Regions from separate parts of the Mus musculus genome. Here all the other regions are linked to region 3. The links are chromatin loops, found by intact Hi-C in ENCODE. Cell type or tissue: left cerebral cortex. All regions are shown on one strand. Links, peaks and the distances in the headings refer to the core of each region. The heading gives the core; the rest is flanking DNA.

Region 1 (6,748 bases), core at 627-5,626, 60 kb before region 3:
ATGTAGTCTTTATCAAATCTACCAAAACTTTCTAAGTATTTTTCTTACTGATACTATATTTTCATTATTGCATTTACTACTTAACATTTATTTTGTAAGCATCAGAATCAAATCATTTAGCTCTACAATGATTTGATTCATTTTTACTTCTTTTTACCAGAATATTTGAAGGAATTTTTTATCATTTCTAGTTTCTATGGGAAAAACATACTGAAGTGTTCTCTGATAACAAGTCATTTGAGTTGAAATATGTCTGTGCCCTTTTAAAGAAAGATTATATGAACTATTATAAGCCTGATATAGTTACATACATCTATAATTCTAGAACATGAAGGCAGAGGCAAGAGGACCAAGGCCAGCCTACATACAGAGAGGGTTCAGGACCCACCTGGGATATGTTGGGAAGACTTTGCAAAAAAAATTCCTATAAGCTTAGAAGGCACTGCATTCTTCCTTTTCCTCCAAGCCAGAATGTTGTGTTCTGAATGGTTTATGACAGCGCTTTTCACAATCACTTTTAGTAGCACTGTCTTAATGTGAAATGTGAACCCCACCCACCCAGCGTGCCATGTGTATGTAGAGTATGAAATACCCAGAATTTCTTCCTTAGTTTTCTAGTTCTAACACAAGATGTCTCATCCTAATCAGCCCAATAAAGGTTTCCTCCAAACCTTAGGAAACTAAAATATGTACACATAACACATAAACTATACACACACACACACACACACACATACACACATAAACACATACACACACACACATACAATATCCAATAATTTTCATGGTAAGAATTGTACTTTATAAAAGGTTTTCTGTTTTTATCTGTACTTTTATTATTTATATTGTGAGAGTATAGTTCAAGTCTATCATACCCTACTTCCCTTCCCTTTCAAACACTCTTATACATTCCCTCCTTCCTCTTTTCAAATTCACGGCTTCCTTTTTCATTAGTTGTTACTACATACATAAATGGTTATGTACAAAGGGCCTTGCTCATGTTAGGCAAGTGTCCTACCATAGAATTACATCATCAGCCACCCCTCTTTTTTGAGTCAGGGTGTTGTTTTGTAGCCTAGCCTGGCCTTGAACATTTCAAGTGCTAGGATGGTAGATGAGTGTCTCCATGCCCAGTCGGATGTTAATGTTTTGTTTTTATCTTCTTTGCTTAAGATTTGGCAACAAATCAATGTTTTGTTAAAAGGATAATAGCCCACTAGAACCACAGTTACTCTCTCTCTATTATTTGGATTACAGGGACTTGTCAGAAAGTTAAGTTCCATTTGATTACATCCAGATTGGCAGCTCTTTTGAGCTAGAGTAGGAAATGCTGACTCAAGGGGAAAGAAAGTGTGTGTGTGGGGGGGGCGGGGAACGGGGACATTTGGGATGCCCTCTTAGCCTTACTTTTTTTTTTCAAAAACAATTTTTATTAGATATTTTCTTCATTTACATTTCAAATGCTATCCGGAAAGTCCCCTATACCCTCCCCGCACCCTGCTCCCCTACCCACCCACTCCTGCTTCCTGGCCCTCGAATTCCCCTGTACTGGGGCATATAAAGTTTGCTAGACCAAGGCGCCTCTCTTCCCAATGATGGCTGACTAGGCCATCCTCTGCTACATATGCAAGTAGAGACACAATCTCGGGGAGGGGGGGTGGTCCTAGGTAGTTCATATTGTTGTTCCTCCTATAGGGTTGCAGACCCCTTTAGCTCCTTGGGTACTTTCTCTAGCTCCTCCATTGGGGACCTTGTGCTCCATCCAGTGGATGACTGAGCATCCACTTCTGTATTTGCCAGGCACTGGCATAACCTCACAAGAGACAGCTATATCAGGTCCTGTCAGCAAAATCTTTCTGTTAGCTTTACTTCTTGTACCATGATAAAACTTTATATAAAATACTAGTGCCTGTTTTAAGAGATCAGCTACAAAAACAAGGGGCCAGGACACTTGGACCCAGGACACATTGTTAAGATAACATTAGGCAACTATCCTGAAGGTAATATTGTGCTTTTGCCTCCATTCTGCTACAATTGATTGTTTACTTTATCTTGGAGATTTGCATATGTATGTATGTGCGTATGTATGTTCGTTTTTCAAGACAGGGTTTCTGTTCCCTGTGTAGGTCTGGTTGTCCTGGAACTCACTCTGTAGACCAGGTTGTCCTGGAACTCAGAGATCCTCAGCCTCCTGAATGTTGGGATTATAGGTGTGGACCATCACTATCTAGTTTGGAAATTTAGAAATTTTAAACTATGCTTAATTCCTAGTGTTAGCAGCCTCATTGGGGAAGCATTTATTTGATCAGAGATGTTCAAAACTATATTTTGTTTTATCTAATAGAGCATCAGAATTAAATTGGTGTTTAAAACTGCTGTTTATAAGCTGGGCGTGGTGGTGTACGCCTTTAATCCCAGCACTTGGGAAGCAGAGGCAGGCGGATTTCTGAGTTCGAGGCCAGCCTTGTCTACAGAGTGAGTCCCAGGATAGCCAGGGCTACACAGAGAAACCCTGTCTCAAAAAACAAAACAAAACAAAACAAAACACCCAAAAAACCCTGCTGTTTATAAAGGTCTGTGGCATATGAAAGTTACTTGGTTTTGAGAATTTCAACTTTAACAGTTACTAAATATTCCTCAGTATTATGCTGTGTAGGCTTTTGTGTTTCAGCATTACATGTATATAAACGTGGCCAGCCTTCCCACTGTGCTATACTGCTCCTGTATGCCCTGCAATTAGTAAGTCAGTCTGTTCATAAACACTCCAGCCTGAGGGCGTGTCACCGAATGCTGGTTCGTGCTCTTCTGTTCACATTCTGTCATTTTACCCTAACACCTATCTTGTCTGGAGATTTCAGTAATGTGACAAGGATTGTAGCTTCCCAGTTTGAACACAGGGCATAAGATAAGATTTCTGTCTGTTCTTGCTAGAAAGCAAGAGTGAATAGGGTCAGCCTTTTAGCTGTCTGTCTGTCTGATTTTACTGTTAGCATCACATCTTAGGAAGAGCTAGTTCATCTGTCTGTGTGTTTGGGATTCAACAGCATAAACTGTCAGACTAACGCTGATTGAAGGTGGACTGGGAGGGGAAAGCCTATCTGTCCAATGGCTCGCCATTGGCTTCTTATTACAGCATTCTCCCCTGAGACTCGCTCTGCATGCTCATTCACCTACCTCCCCCCTCTGCTTGCTCCCCTTCCTTTCTTACCCCTTCATTACTGATTCACAGCTAGAGGCAGCACGGTGGCGGTGGCGGCAGCAGTAACCGGGCAGCGACAGCAACAGCGGCAGGGCTGCTTGTCAGGAATCACGGATTGCAATGAGCTCATCCTTTTCTCCTTGCAGCTTCACAACTGCCCTGGCTTCCTGGCTACAGCTCCTGCCGCCTCGCCTGCTCGCCTGCTCGTACACAGATATCCTCTCTCTCTCTCTCTCTCTCTCTCTCTCTCTCTCTCTCTCTCTCTCTCTCTCACACACACACACACACACACACACACACACACACACACACACACACCTCTCCCTCTCTCAGTCACACATGCTAGAGCCCTCTGAGCTTGTCCATTTTGACACATGCATCTGAACTCTTCCTGCTCCGCTCCTGGCTATTTTGCCAGGATTGAATTGCTTTTGCCATTTTTTATTTGCAGCAACCTTTGATTTCCTTCTCTAGTGTGCTCCAGGGCTTGTGCATAGTTGATAATTTAGACAAAATGTTGTTCTTGTGGCGACATTAGCTGACAGTTCCCATCCTAGACCATTTTGTGCATCCTCCTGGGGAGACGTAGCCTGGCTCCCCTCTCTCTGCAGTTCTTAGGATTGTGGATGAGAGACCCAGCTTTCTCATTCTGGATACCTATTTACTGCTCATGGAAGAAGGGGTGCCCTGCCCAGCCCCAGCTGCTAAGCTCACACCTCCTGTCAAAAAGTCCCAGGACATGCACGACGAGAGGAGCAAGCTGGTGAATGAGTATGCATGTCGAGTGCTGGAACTTCTGGGGATGGGGCATCGGCTGTTTGTGCCACGGCTTCTGGCGGTGAGATTGTTTTTCATTGAACTTAATTTGTAGAGAGTCTGTGTAGTGCTCTATGGGAATGCCACTCTGGTGGCTTGTGGGTTCCTGATTTCTTCCCTTTCAACCCTTTCTACTGAGAAGGAGGGCTGAGTGGCCACTGCTCTGTAGCTTCCTTGAAGCCTGGACCATGCCACTCCTTAACTGGCTATAGGAAATTATGGTTCTTTTCTCAGATCTGAGGGTCACATCGATGGCATTATCTCTGTGGCAAGGAGGAGGGGGGAACATTTTCAGGCTGTCTAGCCTCAGCAATGAACCAGAAAACCCCAAAACGTGATGTGGGTGTTCTGTTATTTATTTCTCCAAAGGGTTAAATTTTACAACAGAAATAGCCATCTATCTAGACTATGTGAGGCTGGCTTCCCAGCCTCCTCTTAGGATTGCCAATTAAATTTGGGAAGTGGGGATTTATTATCTAAAAATCCTTGGGTAAGAAATTGCAGGTTTCTCTCCTAGGGTGATTGAACTATGTGTCTATAAAACGGCGTACAGCTACTGGGTCTGTTCTATGAGTCTGAGAAGTCTGGCCTGTTTGTTATTTTATTTTCGGAATAAGAGAAAAATCAGCCTTCTTCATTTCCTACCAAGGGTTAAAATTAAATACCCATAATTGCTGTGGCAGGGTTTCTCTTCAGTGGTTCCAGAGCTGTACCTAGCAACTGTTGGGTGATATAATTGGTCTACAGTAGTCCTATACCATCATTTGGTAATTGGAAATTAAAACAACAACAACAACAACAAACCAAAACCAGCATTATCTGTGTTGTAAAATGGAATTTTAATGCTATTCTGGATTTATATGATTCTCTCAGATGCATATCTTTTCAGTACAGTGTTTATTTGACTGGATTTAATTCTTACTTCTCTTCCTCCATTTCTTCTGTTTGATCATAACAGACATACTGTAGCCATGTGTATGAGAAATTTCCCACCATGAAAAAGTCGGTTGATCATTGCAAGATGAAGTTAGATGTAATGAGCAGTATAAAATTATAGGAAGGTTATTTGAGAAATATGACAATTTCTTTTCCATGTAGGGAAGAATTTTTACAAATATGAGTACATATGTTTGAATGCCTAGGTGAAACCATTGCTTTCCTGATTAACAGTTTAATTTACAAGGGAGAAAATAGGAAGAACCTCATGTATTAGAAATGAGTTTTATTTTTTTAAATCCAGAAATTTTGGCACTAGAAACTGCTAATATACATTTAGACAAATTCCTTGCATCTCTGAGTCTTGGTGTAGCAAATTTCCAAGTCTTAAAGGCTACTCAAGGGTTTCTAATCATTACTTCACAGTCCCTAGTATACCCTATTTTACTTTCAAGTTTTCAGTATTTTGAAGTAAAAACATGAATTGATAGCTTAAAAGATGTCTCACAGTCATATCTGTACTAGAGATAAATTTGAACTTCTAGTTAAAAACATTTAATTAGCAATAAAATCCACAGGGAGTTGGGCTTCCAAACTTGAGATCTTAGGGAGGTTACATATATCCCTATGTTGCAGATAGGCAAATCTGGATGTCAAATGATGTATCTAAAGTAAGTGCTTCCCTCGGGCTTTTTGGACTCTATCTTATAGAACCTAGGCAATAGTGCTAACTGTATGTGACTAACATATACTGAGCTGTATTTGTGATCATTTGGAAGTCTCTGGCATTGTTGTACACAGTTGCCCTTGAAAGATTATTGATAGAACCCTTGGTTGTATGTAGCTTATATTTGGGGATCCCTTTAATTTATATGGTGGCTGTGAATTGGGATCTGCTATCCAAAGAGTTACCACTCAAAGTTTAGCTTGTATACTGGAAGGGTGGGGGATGGGCTTAGTTGCTCAACTCAGTGTTATTGGACTGGCTAATGATTTAGGATTGATGGTGGGCCTAAGAGGCATCCTGCCACATGCAGTTTCAGTATCTGTCCATTTCCAGCCAGGAGGCCAAGACCCAAGTTTAAGACATGACTCTGCCTTTTTAGTCATGTTTTAAACATGACTGCATACAAACATGTACAGATCACTTATTTTATTGTAAAATGTCACTACATTTTTTCATTATAAATTAGTTTAAAAAAATAAAAGTCAAAGCCAGGTATAGCTGTGCTTCCCTATGACCCTGGCACTCAGGAGGCTGAAGCCAACGATCAGCTTGTGCTACATAGTGAGTTCTAGGCCAGCCTGTGCTGCAGAGGGCCTCATGTAACAACAAACAAAACCAAAAACAAGCAAGTAAACGATGCTTTATCCAACCAGAGTGGTAGATTTGTGCTTTGAGCTTTATTTATGGTTCCTAATTGACACAGAGAGAACTAAATGCCGAGGCTTGTGTGACGGTGAGAGGCATTTAGAATCTATGTGGTTTACCTCTCAAAGGTACAGACAGTAAAGAACAATCCCCCAGGAGATCAAGTACTTACACAAGTACTTTGTTTTAGATGTTACCACGATGCATCAGTTCCATGTGATGACTTAGCAAACATCTTTCTTTATTGGAATTAGAATACTCAGATAGATGTAAACATCTTATACACCAGCTACAGGTTATCCTTATCCTCTTTTAAAGTTCTTAGGCTTACAACAGTGGATCCTATAGGACATCATAAGTGAAAGAAGAAAAGGCCATTCAGTGTAAAAACAGTGTGGATGAGAAAAGAACCATGCAGCTTCCCC
Region 2 (6,748 bases), core at 545-5,544, 72 kb before region 3:
TTCCTCTGTCTCCTACCATTGCATCCTTCTCCCCCAACCTGACCTGCCTGGTTGGGCCTCAGCGGAAGAGGATGTGCCTAGTCCTGACTGGGACTAGATGTCCCAGGGTGGGTTGGTACCCAAGGGGGTTCCCTTTCTCTAAGAAGAAGAGGAGGGAGCAATGGGGGAGGGACCTGTAAGGGGGAAACAGAGAGAAGAGGAGGGGGCTGCAATCAGGATGCAAAGTGAATAAAAATATTATTAGAAAGAAAGAACAGATTTTATTTTATTTGTGTATGTGTGTGTGTTTATGAAGCCCACACTGCTATCCTTAAATTCGTAATCCAGCTGGCTCCACATCCCAAGTGCTGGAGTTACGGGCATGCATATGACACCAAACCTAGCTTTGGTACCACTGTTCTATTCACAACGTTTTTGAAAAGATCATCTTGGCTTTTACATGTACATGAGGACACATGATATTTGTCTTTCCATGCTTACTTACTTCACAACCTCTAGCACTTCAGTCACATGGCTGTAGGTGATAGAATTTTGGTTTGGGGGTTGTTATTGTTGTTGTTATTTTTAGAACCAAATGATATTCTGGTGTGTGTGTGTGTCCGTGTGTGTGTGCCTGTGTCCGTGTGTGACATTTTTCTTTATACACTCATCATTTGATATACACTTAGGTTGATGTCATATCTTGGCTCCTGTGAATAGTTAGTTCTTCAAAAAACATTGTAGTGCAGATGTCACTTATGCATGCAGATCTCTATTCTCTTGGCTGTATACCAGGAGTGGATCATATGTTAGTTCTATTTTTATGGTTTTTTGAGACCCTGCACAGTGTTTTCCATAATGGAGACACAGATTTATGTTTCTGCCAACAGTATATGAGAGCTCCACCTTCTCCACAGCTGCACCAGCGTTTGTTCCTTTTTTAAATGTTTTATTTCTATTGATAAACTCTGTCTTGAAGTATGTGTGCATGAGGGCAGGTGCGTTTGGAGGCTAGAAGAGGCTTCAGAAGAGGGTGGAATTACAGGCAGCTCTGAGCTCCTGTATGAGTATTGAGATGGGAACTGCTGTCTTCTGCAAGAACAGCAAGTAATCATAGCCCCTGTTTATGTTTATCTGCTTCATAGTTGTCATTTTAACTGGTGAGATGACATCTTACTATGGCCTGACTTACAATGACTAGTGAGCTTGAACTTTTCCATGTCTCTTTGGTTATTTTCATGTGGTCTTATAAATGTCTATGTCATTTACCATCTTTAATTGAATTCTTCGGCTTTATTTATGTTGAGTTGTATATATTCTTTATGTGCCCTGGAGATTAATTCCAGCCAGATAAGTAGTCTAATAAGTATTTTTTTTCATTCTGTATGTTCTCCTGTCTCTCTCAATTGTTTGTTTTGTTGTTCAGAAGCATTTTCACATGATGGGATAGCCTTTGTCAGGTTTTGGTTCTGTTGCCTATATATGAAGTCAAATACCAAAAAGCATTCGTCCCAACTCAAGTGTCTTAAAGCTGTTCTCTTTCGTTTTGTTGCTCTCAGGGGATTTTAGAGTTTCTAGTGTTACATGTAAGTTTGAATTGACTATTTTTTCATATGGTGAGACATAAGAAGTGATATATATATATTATATATATATTATATATATATTATATATATGTATAATATATGTGTGTGTGTGTATATATATATATATATATATATATATATGTATATGTATATGTATATAACCCGCCCTCAGTGACACACTTCCTCTTTCAAGGCCACACCTCCTACTGCCACTCCCTAAGCATTTAAATATTAGTCTTGAGGGCCTTTCTTAGTCAAACCACCACACTAACTGAACTATCATCTCCTTAGCACTGTAACGCCATTTATCGAAGGTACTCTTTTCTCAAGAGTATGTTCTTTCCATCTTTGTTACAATCATTTGGCTCAGATGTGGATTTATTTTGTGATATTTGATTCTCTTTATTTGTTTGGTTTTTTCTGCTTTTACATCAGTGTTCCATTGCTTTGGTTCCTAGTGCTCTGTAGTATCTACTAAAGTTAGGTGCTATAAATGCTCCCAGCTTTGTTCTCTCTGCTGAACATGCCTTGATTATTTCAGGATATTTGTTCCCTCCTCATTAATTTTGTGATTTTTTTTTCCTAAACCGATGAAGAATGTCATTGAAATTTATAGAAATGTCATTGAATATGTGAATTTCCTGGCCTAGTATGGGCATTTTGACAGTATCATTCCAGTCCATGGACATGGAGTACCAGCCCAGTTTTGTATATGTGTTTTCCTTAATGTATTTCATCAGTGTTTTCTTGTTTGCATTGTAGCGTCCATGAATTAAGTTTATGCCTGGATTTCTGTTTTTATTAACTATGGCGAATGAAATTGTCTCAACAGTTTTTATTTATTGCTATAGAAAAAACTACTGATTTATATATGGTGAATTTTGCACTCTGTGACTTTTCTCAATTTGTTACATGTTCTAATAGCTTTTTAGTGGAGTCTGTAGGGTTTTTTTATTTCCAGTTAATTTTTTTAAAGATTTATCTATTTTAAGTTTATGAGTACACTGTAGCTGTTCACAAACACACCAGAAGAGGGCATCAGATCCTATTACAGATCGTTGTGAGCCACCATGTGGTTGCTGGGAATTAAACTTAGGACCTCTAGAAGAGCAGTCAGTGCTCTTAACTGTTGAGCCATCTCTCCAGCCCCCGCTAGACTTTTCTATATAGAAAAGCATGTCATCTGCAAAGACCATTAAGATCCTCCTTCCCTGCTTGAATGCTCTGTTTCTTTCATTTGTCCTTTTGCTATGGCTAATGCTTCTAACATTTTATTTAATAAAAGTGGTTAAGTGGACATCTGTGTCTTGTACTTGATATTAGAAAGCCAATATCCTCTTCCAATTTAAATGATGTAAGTTATGTAAGATATCATAGATATCTCTTCTTGTATTCAGGTCCATTCCTTCTGTACTGAATTTTTACAGGGTTTTCAACATGAACCATTATTAATCTTCATCAGATGCTTTTTTTGTGTTCTGGGATCATGATATGACTTTCATCCTTCATTGTGTTGCTATAATGTATTGTTTCTTCATGTTTATATATGGAAACATTTACCCCTGGGATAAATCAACTTCATGATTATATAAAATTTCTTTTAGATGCAATAAAATCTACTGATTTTTATTTGATAGTATTTTTTGAGATTTTTTGCATCTATATCCAGAGATGATTGTCTATATTTTTCTTTTCTTTCTTCCTTTCTTCCTTTCTTTCTTTCTTTCTTTCTTTCTTTCTTTCTTTCTTTCTTTCTTTTTTTTTTTTTTTTTGTCACATTTTTATCTGGCTTGGGTGTGTGGTATGCAGACGTTGTAGAATGAATAGGAAGGGTTCCCTTCATTTTTATTCTTTCTTGCACTTTGGTACCCTTTTGTTGAAAACTTATATATTTATTTTACTATTTACTTTGCTTGACAAATTTAAATCAAATAATTAGAAAACTTATGGGTGAGTATTATATGAGATTCTTTTATTTATCAGCTCAGTAAGTGTTTGCTGGACGTGAAGGTGAAAGGCACCTGGGACTTTGTTGGCATTGCTCTTGACCTTGGAATCCCTTATTTATATTTCTGTCATCATTTAATGTCTGATGGGAAATATGACATCAAGGCAGGGAAAAAACAGCTAATGTTTAAGAACATCAATGATCCTAGATTATCTTACAGACCATTATGGCCTTTGACTTTGTGAGAGTTTGGATGGGAAAGGAGGTTCAAGAAGACACTATGGTGGATTGCTGGAAAACAAGGAGATTGTTAGAAGAGCTGTTGACCCTGTTTACAGACAAACAAAAGGTCAAGAGCATGGTGTAGCTCAGAGGATAATTGAGATCCCAGCACCTGAGACAGACCCAGCATGCTGGGGCCTTCAAAGGGAACCAGAGCCCACAAGGCAGGAGTGGTTTCTTTTTTTATGCTTTTGACCACAGGGTGCTTAGGGACTGCACAGCGTGATCCTATAGCCAGGTGTTCTAACTCCCAGGTGGGAGGCAGGGAAAGGGATTGACTCCCAGTGAGACTCCCACTTCCTGGAACCATCAAGTCAGTTAGCTTGGACTCTGTAGACAGAGTTCCAGCAGGGCATCTGCCTGCCTGTATATGAGGAGAGACCTGGTCATTCTTATAAGATTGGGCTTTCTCAGTTTTTTTTTTTTAAATATTTTAATATATTCTTAGCTGGCCATGGTATTACATGCCTTTAATCCCAGCATTTGGGAGGCAGAAGCAGGCAGATCTGAGAGTTTGAGGACAGCCTGATCTATAGAGTAAGTTCTAGGATAGACAGGGCCACACAGAGAAACCCTTTCTCAAAAACAGTTCTTTTATTATATTCTTCACGCCTGTGTGGAACTCCATAAGGCCACATCTTGATTTTCCTTTAAGTCATTGCCTTTTAAGTCCAGTTGGATCTGAGCACTCAAAAAACAGAAGTAAGAGAACTCGAAATCCTAGAACTTCAGTGGCCCTAGAAGAATAAAAACCCAATGTTCCTAGATCCAAATATTGAAAAACTCTGCTCTGAAACATTATGGACTAGGGAAAGAGGTGAATTTTTTTCCTTAAAAAATTCTATTTTTAACATTTTAAAATAAGTCTTCTTAGTAACAAGAAAAAAGAAAGAAAGCCTGGATAAGATCATGTGTTGTAGACATTACTCCTTAATAGAGTCTTAACTGTCTTCTTCTGCATTTATCTTTTCTATCAGAACCAAAATGCCATGGCCCTTCAGTATTCCTCAGTAGTTTTATAACTGTCATGTCAACCAGATTACTTTCTAGGACCCAACCTGTTAACTCCACTTCCTTCATTGTTTAAATAACTCAAATAAGTTCCAAACATTTAGCTGTTTTCTGTAGTTGCAGCTATTATTTGTTTACATGGGAAGAGAAGCAGCTTTCCTCTTACCCTTCTAAATTCTCTTCACAGGGACAGACAGGAAAAGATCAAAAAGAGAAAAACATGCAAATAATGTGGTTTTTATTATATTATATCATAGCCAGGTGGTGGTGGCCCATACCTTTAATCCCAGCACTTGAGATGCAGAGGCAGGCAGATCTGAGTTCAAGGCTAGCCTGGTCTATAGAGTGAGTTCCAGGACTGTCAGGCCACATAAAGAAATCCTATCTTGAAAAACAAAAACAAACAAACAAACCAAAACCCCCCAAAATCCAAAAAATTATATCACACAGGATCCTTTATAAGGAAACAAGGACCTAGAGGAATGTTTAAACTCAAACATTAAAAAAAAAAAAAAAAAAAAAAGAATTATTTATTTTATGGACAGGAGTACGCTGTCTTCTGACACACCAGAAGAGGGCATCAGATCCCATTACAGATGGTTGTGAGCCACCATGTGGTTGCTGGGAATTGAACTCAGGACCTTTGGAAAAATAGTCAGTGCTCTTAACTGCTTAGTCATCTCTCCAGCCCAGACTCAAGCATTCTTATGCTGTATTTGGTAAAGAGTAGAGGACTAGAGAAAATATTACCAGGAAAAAAGGTATGAACTAAGAATGGTAATTTCAAGGAAAATTTAGGAAGGCCTGTTGAGTAGGCTCTCTCAGCATACCCTGACTGCACAGAGATGTGATCCTCTGACCTTAGAAAGGACCTCTCTGGTGGAAGTCAGCTTGCTTTTACTACATGGTGGCAAAACATTCTCCCAATACCTCCCAAACACTTCGTTCCAAAATATCCAAGATGCCATATTATGGAGTAACATAACCTCAGCCCGTCACTAGCTATATGACCTCAGTCAAATCACTTAATGTTCTGAGCTCAGATGCTCCCTGAATGAAATGGGCACAATTAATTATTCAGATTAAATGTGTCAGTGCATATTAACACGTTAGCGATGTGTCCTTAGCATAGTTCATGGTTCTTATCATAGTCCCCCATATAAGAAAGGAGAAAGAATTTATCCACACTTTTAGTTATTTGATGTGCAGATTGCTATATTATGCCCTATTCAGGAGGAAAAGCCCATTAGTAGAAGAGCCCATTAGTAGGGAGACCCACATGCACTCTTGCTCGTGCACTCCTGTGACACAGCTGTGCAGTGCTGAATGTGCTCAGGCACTCCACTCACAGGGAGAGGGCCAGAGTGGTCACCACCAGAAGGCTAAAGGAAACTTCACTTCCACTCTTGCTGTACTTTTTCTTTTTGCTAACTCTGAATTCCAATACATCCATTTGAAGCTGTGAGTGAATGAGCATGCGTTGGTAGACTGGAGTATGAAGGGGCTGTACACCGTATTACAACTTTGGACTTTTCCACTTAAAAAAAAAATGAAAGTCTCCATCTTGACATGTTCATTTTGCAGAGACAAATTCACTTGTAATACAGGAGTTGACCCATATAACTAACTCCCTTACAGAAAATATTATTTCTCACTGTGACAGCTGCTAAACTCGCACTGGCATTCCACACAGCCTAAAAGATGTCATAGATTGCCAGTTTAATGGATACTTGGAGATGAACCGGAAGAAAGTGAGAAAATTAGCAGTTTACAAGATTAGTACAATACCCATTATTTTCATAGTAACAAAACACATACATAGATGCTAGTAAGAACGAGATGCTAGTCTATCTTAAAGGATCACAGATTATTCTAGATTCCATGTCATTTTAATCTGATAAGCTTTAATTTTTAAAAACCTCTTCTAACATATGTTTGTACC
Region 3 (6,748 bases), core at 577-5,576:
CTGCGTATCCCCATTTTTGCTCTATTTTTTAAAAATAAATCTAGATTCTGCATAGGGAGGAAAAATATGTCTGTTTTATTACATTTAGCATGATCATATCCAGTTCCATCAGTTTTCCTGTCATTTTTCCTGAAACTTTTCAGTGAATTGGCACCTTTCTTTCTTATCTCTTCCAAAAGTAATTATGAACAGCAGCCTTGCCAATGAAGCTCTAGGAACCAATGCTGTTTTTTCAACAAGGCCCAGTTCTGTAGTCCAGGGATTCTCAGTAGCTGTGGAGTCACAGAGTTCTTTGGCAGTCTGGTTAGGCCTGTGGACCTTGAGCAAGAAAATATTTTTAAATATAGGATGTACATAAGGCTACGTAGTAAACTAATGATATTGGAATACATTGATCAAAGCAAATAGCCAAATTTATGACATTATGACATATGATTCTTTATTAATATATTAATATAGTAGATAGCAAAATGTGTTAGTAAGTCTGATGACTACCTCAATGCCAAAAGTAAAAAATATAAATAGTATTTTGAGATACAAGCACTGCTTCCAGAGTGACTTAAAATATTTGTAGTACTTATTAGTGACCACTTAGAAATAATATAGTATATTCTTACCAATATTTATAACTGAAAGCTGATAAATTCCATTAGAGTTTCAGAGGAATAGATTATTTTTCTATCTTAGCTCACAGATAGTGAATTCTCTCATTTCTATCATCCGAAACAACAGTTTTAGATACCTTTCTTTTCCTGTAACGTTATAACTGGCTAGGAGAAATCTTAATCAAACCTTTTTCGTGTGGTTTCTGTGTGTTTCTTTGGCAGATAACATTTGTGTGTGTGTTTGTGTGTGTTTCATTGTTAATCTCTGTACGAGAGCAAGAGTTGTGTTTAGTTTTATTTCCCATTTTTCTCCATCCCAGCATGGTATGCACTGTACATACCATATATACTCCAGTGAACAATATAGGATACTGGAAACCAATAAAGAATCGTGTAAGAATAGTAATTATTGGTCTACTGTGTATTCATGACAAACATCTGTCAGCATTTATGCACATAAGAAGTAAAGGTTAATTAATTCATTTAGTCGTGCTGAGGATTGAACCCCAGGTGTTGTACTTTCTGGGCAAGCACTATACTCTTTGTACCTGTAAAGTTATTCTTAAATAACTTTTTCTATTTTTCTAGTCTTAGATCTGTGTATCAAATTCATATAAAACCAGTGATGGAGTCATGTAGCTGTGTTCTTACCTGTTAGCTTAGCTTAATTAAAAGATGAGATAGTGGTTATTTGTATTACACACTTATTTGTTGGTGGTTCATTTACCCTCCTCCTGTGTAGCACATAGCATTGTTTTGAGGGTTCAGAGACCTTCAAGCAGATGACAATCAGTAGGAGAGACAACAGTGCAAGCAACTGAGCTGATGATGGAACAGCGTTGGAGATGTGAGTGAGTCACTTTGCCTGGTTGTTCCTGTCACGTGCTGTCCCTTCAGGCCTCCCTGAAATGGTATCTCCTGCTTCCCTTTCTAAGTTATGTGCTGAAATTCATTTTCCATGTGGGTTGTTTATTTCCCCACTCTGCCTACAGTAGTTCCCGGCACTGTCAGCAGGCAGTGTTTCTAGGGAATGAATAAAGAGATGATGGGCTGCATAGTGAGACCCTGTGCCAATAAACAGCATTTAACAAAACCCATTAGGCTACATTGTTCTCTGTCAAAGTTGCATTGGTGAATATATCTACCAGTAATGGTTTCTCATGCCTATTTCAGTTTTCAGTTCTGAGCTTTCTTTCTTTTTTTTTTTTTTTTTCCGTGTTTTTCGAGTCAGGGTTTCTCTGTGTAGCCCTGGCTGTCCTGGAACTCACTCTATAGACCAGGCTGGCCTCGAACTCAGAAATCCGCCTGCCTCTGCCTCCTGAGTGCTGGGATTAAAGGCATGCGCTACTACGCCTGGCTCTTTTTTACTGATTTTTTTTTTCTAGTTCTGAGCTTTTTAAATTTTTTTATTTTTTGGTTTTTCAAGACAAGGCTTCTTTATGTAGCCCTGGCTGTCCTGGAACTTGCTCTGTAGACCAGGCTGGCCTCAAACTCAGAGATCTGCCTGCTTTTGTCTCCTAGGTGCTGGGATTAAAGGTGTTTCACCACCACTGGCTAGCAGTTCTGAGCATTATTTTAAAGGAAAAACAAACAAAACAAATGAATTTGTTAGGATGTTGGAAAGAAAAGCATTCTAGACAGAATCATAGCACTTCCAGGAGCATGCATGGGAAATTTAACTTCTAACTGCAGCTGAGGAAGGCTAAAAAGAAATGAGAAAGTGGGTAGTAGTCATGAGAATTTTTAGTCTAACATTGAGTTAAGCTCATTTGAGACTGGCTTCAAAATCATGGTGGGCCTCTTACTTCAGCCCCGTGACTGCTGGGATTATAGGTGTGATTCACAGTTTAAAGATACTTATTTGTAAAGAGATTGTTATGATTCTTTCTAAAAAGAAATTTAAGAACTCCATCCATATGACTCTATAAACCGAGGTGTAACTGTTCATCGAGATCTATACAGTGAGGGACTTCTTAAATGTGCAGGTGCCTTTCAGAGGCAGAAAGGACGGCTCCATGTTAATTGTCTTTAAGAACCTACTGCAAACCCTTGGTAGGTTTCATTTGTGTGTGTGTTTGTGTTTTATGTGAGGTAGGTTTCAATGTATGTGCATTTTGTTTGGGAAACACTTCGCTAGCAAACACTTCCTAACCTGGGCAATATCACAGAATGCAGAGAAGAATGTGAAGGTTTGTGGAGTTAGACTTTGTTGTTCAGACTCAAAAGTCCTTTTCTGGAATAATCCTAATGTTGTTAACAGCCAAGTGCTGCACTTGCAGTCTGTTGGAACAGTTGGTGGCACATCCTTCATAAGGCTGTTCTTAGAGTGTAGGAGTTAAAAATATGTCCACAGCAGTAATGTCCTGACTGAACATATGCATCCTACTGTTAGAGAAGGGCACTGAGGCACCTGCCAGTCACTCCTTCCATTTTTATTCTAGGAACTACAATGAGGGGAGGATTGTGGGAGAGCAGAGGTCTTCGGTGAACATTCTCAGTTATCTGTTACTGTAGTTCTTCAGTCTAATAGATGGTGGCAATTTAATGATCTGAAATTCCATATATCCAAGGCAGTGTGAGAACTATATAATATGTAATAAATCTGAAGACTCAGTGTAGCTCTTCCAAATAATCAAAGTGTGACCTCAGACTCTCTGTAGAGTACTCTAGCCCAGTAATCACAATTACATTAATTCAGTCCCTTCATGTGAAAGGATCATTTTTATTGCTACTACCTGAAAAGTGCAAATTGCCTTCGCTCTTGAATGTGAGCTGCTTAGCTTCCTTCTTTTAAATACATCTCCCACTTAAAGTATTAATGTCACCTATAAATGTGTAATTCAAATTGTCATTGACTTGAACTCTTCAAAGATTTGAGCAATATCGTATTACCTTGAGAAACAAGGTATAACCTGTCATTGAAGAACGACACACGAGTACTAGGTGTTTTAGTGAACAGCTTTCACAGTGATGAGAACGTACAGAGACGAGAATATGATCACAGGCTAGAAAAGAGCTCTATATAGTTTACTGAGTTGACTAAGCTCTCTGAAGTTCCTTTTTCTCCTGAGATTCGCCTTATAGTGAATTCACCTTCTTCCTGATTATTGTTAGGCCTGAAGCTTGGGGAATGGAGAGATGAGTCAGTGGGTAAAGGTGCTTGTCACCAAGTCTGATGGTCTGAATTCAGGTCCTACCTCTGTGCAGAGAGTAATACTCACACATGTGTGCATGTGTGTGGGCACGTACATACAATAAATTAAAATGTAATAAGATATTTTGTTCAAGAAAACGATGAAACTTAGAGGACTACATTTGGTACAAATGAGGGCTGTTGCTGTGGACATTAGACACAGGTTGTTGAACACATTTCTGCCAAAAGACAAGGAATTTTGCTCCATCCGTATAAGGCTAAAACATGACAGACATTCTACTAAAATTGAGTAAATAAGTAACTGAGAGAAAATAATTTACTTTGTTAAGTTTTTAATAAACTGTCTGTCAACTCTCAGTGGGACTTAACAAAATATTGAAAATATTTGGATTTCATTATTTCTTGGCCAAGTAGCATTATATTATGTAAATATACATATATATGTATGTATATGTGTGTGTATATATATATATATATATATATATATATATATATATATATGTAACTTATTCATTCATCCCTTGAAAAACATCTAGATTAATTTCATATTTGGACTATTTTGACTAGTGCTATGATAAATATGGGGGTATTTGTTTTATTACTATAAATATTTCATCCCTTTTGGGTGTATGCTCAGTAGTAGAATTGCTGGATCGTATGGTAGCTCTGTCTAAGTTTTTGGGAAACCTCAGTACTGTTTTCCATAATGGCTGCATGGATTCTCGCGCCTAGCAGCAGTGTGTAAGGTTCTCTTTCTCTAGGCCCTTGCCTGTGTTTGCTCTTTCCTACCCTTTTGATAACAGCGTTCTCACTGGGGTGAGGTGATGTTTTGGTGTGGTTCTCATCTGCATTTCTCTGACAGTTGGTGAGAGCGAGCGTCTTGACAGCGGTGCATGTTCAGAATGAAAAGAAGAGCACGTTCTGCGAATTCATCTGCACAGTAACTTCATGAGGGAGGTCCTTTGTAAAGGAAGTTTATTAAGTAACTTCAAGGTCACAGTGCTGAGAAGTGGAAGCAGCATTTAGGCACAGGCTGCCAAGCTGCGAGTCTGTGCTATTCATTCTTATTCCAGGTGCATAGCAATTGTGCTTTGCACGCACGCATTGGATACTATATTCAATATTCTTCTGATTATATATCACTTTGATATTCAGAATCTGGACATTTTTACTCTTGAGCAGTTTCTGAAAAGGTGATAAGTTAGATGTCAAACCTATAATTATAATTTCCTGGGTTATTGAAGCATGGCTGTTGAAGGTAACTTTTGTTTTAACGATGATTGCCATTGTTATTAAACTTTTATTCACTTTCTCTAGGGTATTTGAATAACAAAATAGCTGTACTTGTCCAAACTCCAAAATGTCTGTGTGACTGTGTAAGAGAAAGAAGCTTTGTTCCAGAGCAAGCATGTTTATTTATAGCGTCTATAATGTGGCCTGTTTCTTTTTCAGTCTTATAAGCTTAATAAAACTGAAACTTAAGCTTTTTTCTTCCTTTTTTGCTTCTTTTTTTCTTTCTTTTTTTCCCCTCCCCCCTCCTTCCTTCCCTCCCTCCCTCCCTCTTTTTTTTTCTGTTATTGTTTTTCTTTTTTCTGTTTTTTTTTCTAGATATTTTATTTACATTTCAAATGTTATCCCGTTTCCTGGTTTCTCCCCCCCCCCCTCCCCCTGCTCACCAACCCACCCACTCCCACTTCCTGGCCCTGGCATTCCCCTATACTGGGGCATAGAGCCTTCACAGGACTAAGGGCCTCTCCTCCCATTGATGAACAACTAGGCCAACCTCTGCTACAAATATAGCTAGAGCCACAAGTTCCACCATGTGTTTTCTTTGGTTGGTGGTTTATTCCTTGGGAGCTCTGGGGGTAGTGGATAGGTCATATTGTTGTTTCTCCTATGGAACTGTAAACCCCTTCAGCTCCTTGGGTCCTTTCTCTAGCTCCTCCATTGAGGACCCTGTGATCTGTCCAATGGTAGGCTTCGAGCATCCACCTCTGTATTTGTCAGGTACTGGTGGAGCCTCTCAGGAGACAGCTATAGCAGGCTTCTGTCAGCAAGCACGTGTTGGCATCCACAAAAGTGTCTGGGTTTGGTGATTGTATATGGGATGGATTCCCCAGGTTGGGCATTCTCTGGATTGTCATTTCTTCAGTTTTTCCAGACAGGGTTTCTCTGTGTGTGTATCCTTGGCTGCTCTGTAGGTCAGGCTGGCCTCAAACTCATAGAGATCTGCCTGCCTCTGCCTCCCAAGTGCTAGGATTAAAGGTGTGCGCCACCACTGCCAGGTGAAACTTAAGCTTTTTAATAATAAAATACTTATTTACTTTGCTCAGTGATGCATTAATACTAAGAGTAAAGACAATAGTGAGATCCACTTGGCTCCTGTCTTCATGAGGTTTATGGTTTGATCAGTGCTGATGTTGAGAGCGGCCTTCCACAGCTGTACTGTGAATCTGAGTAGTCACTGATGGATGTTAGATGTATAGCAGGGTCACCGGGGGAGGAAATATTCATGTAGGAGGTAGAGGACAACTGATTGACATAGAATCGCCATCTCTAAACTGAAAACCTGAAGTCCAAAATGCTACAAAATCTAACCTTTTCCAAATACTGACATGTCGTTAACAGCGGAAGATTCTATTCCTGACCTTCTGTGATGAGTGACAGTCAAACAGCTATATCTTTAAGTATATTATAAATTTAATTTCAGTTTATGTGTAAACTATTTGTGAAATACAAGTGAATATTACATTTAGGCTAAGGCCCTATCCTCAAGATATTTTATGCACTCAAATATTCCAAAAGAAAAAGAAAAATCCAAAATATTAAATATTTGTGGCCTCAAGCATTTTTTTGATAAAGGATATTCAGTTACTATGTATTACTATGTAAATCCATATAGTGTTGGGTATAGGCCGATTTAAAAAGGACAAACAGTTCCTACAACTAAGGCTGTGGGCTGATGTCATATTGATAGAAGAGTCTGCTC

The links. Peaks named below come from ENCODE experiments on the same cell type or tissue, not always from the same donor. Only the 100,000 strongest peaks of a DNase experiment are listed, where the experiment ranks them.
Region 1: it touches region 3 in a loop (3-fold over the local background); 3 of 42 quality-filtered maps call a loop at or near these places.
Region 2: a loop joins it to region 3, with 1.9 times the contacts of the local background. A loop is called at or near these places in 2 of 42 quality-filtered maps.

What each region holds. Positions count from the first base shown.
Region 1 is chr1:160,348,510-160,355,257 of GRCm38, reverse strand. All of the region lies in intron 18 of Rabgap1l (RAB GTPase activating protein 1-like), which reads left to right. Among named protein-coding and RNA genes, the nearest start is that of Mir1927, 56 kb to the right of the region's middle. In left cerebral cortex, for the core only: a CTCF peak has its summit at 3,257; DNase peaks (open chromatin) are centred at 3,251, 3,920 and 4,644; H3K4me3 peaks cover 2,838 bases; H3K27ac peaks cover 2,994 bases.
Region 2 is chr1:160,360,834-160,367,581 of GRCm38, reverse strand. The region is part of intron 18 of Rabgap1l (RAB GTPase activating protein 1-like); the gene reads left to right. Among named protein-coding and RNA genes, the nearest start is that of Mir1927, 68 kb to the right of the region's middle. In left cerebral cortex, for the core only: a CTCF peak has its summit at 2,599 (motif pointing right); a DNase peak (open chromatin) is centred at 848.
Region 3 is chr1:160,288,416-160,295,163 of GRCm38, reverse strand. All of the region lies in intron 19 of Rabgap1l (RAB GTPase activating protein 1-like), which reads left to right. Among named protein-coding and RNA genes, the nearest start is that of Mir1927, 4.2 kb to the left of the region's middle. In left cerebral cortex, for the core only: no CTCF peak of the experiment used is centred there; DNase peaks (open chromatin) are centred at 1,495, 2,413 and 2,915; H3K27ac peaks cover 1,662 bases.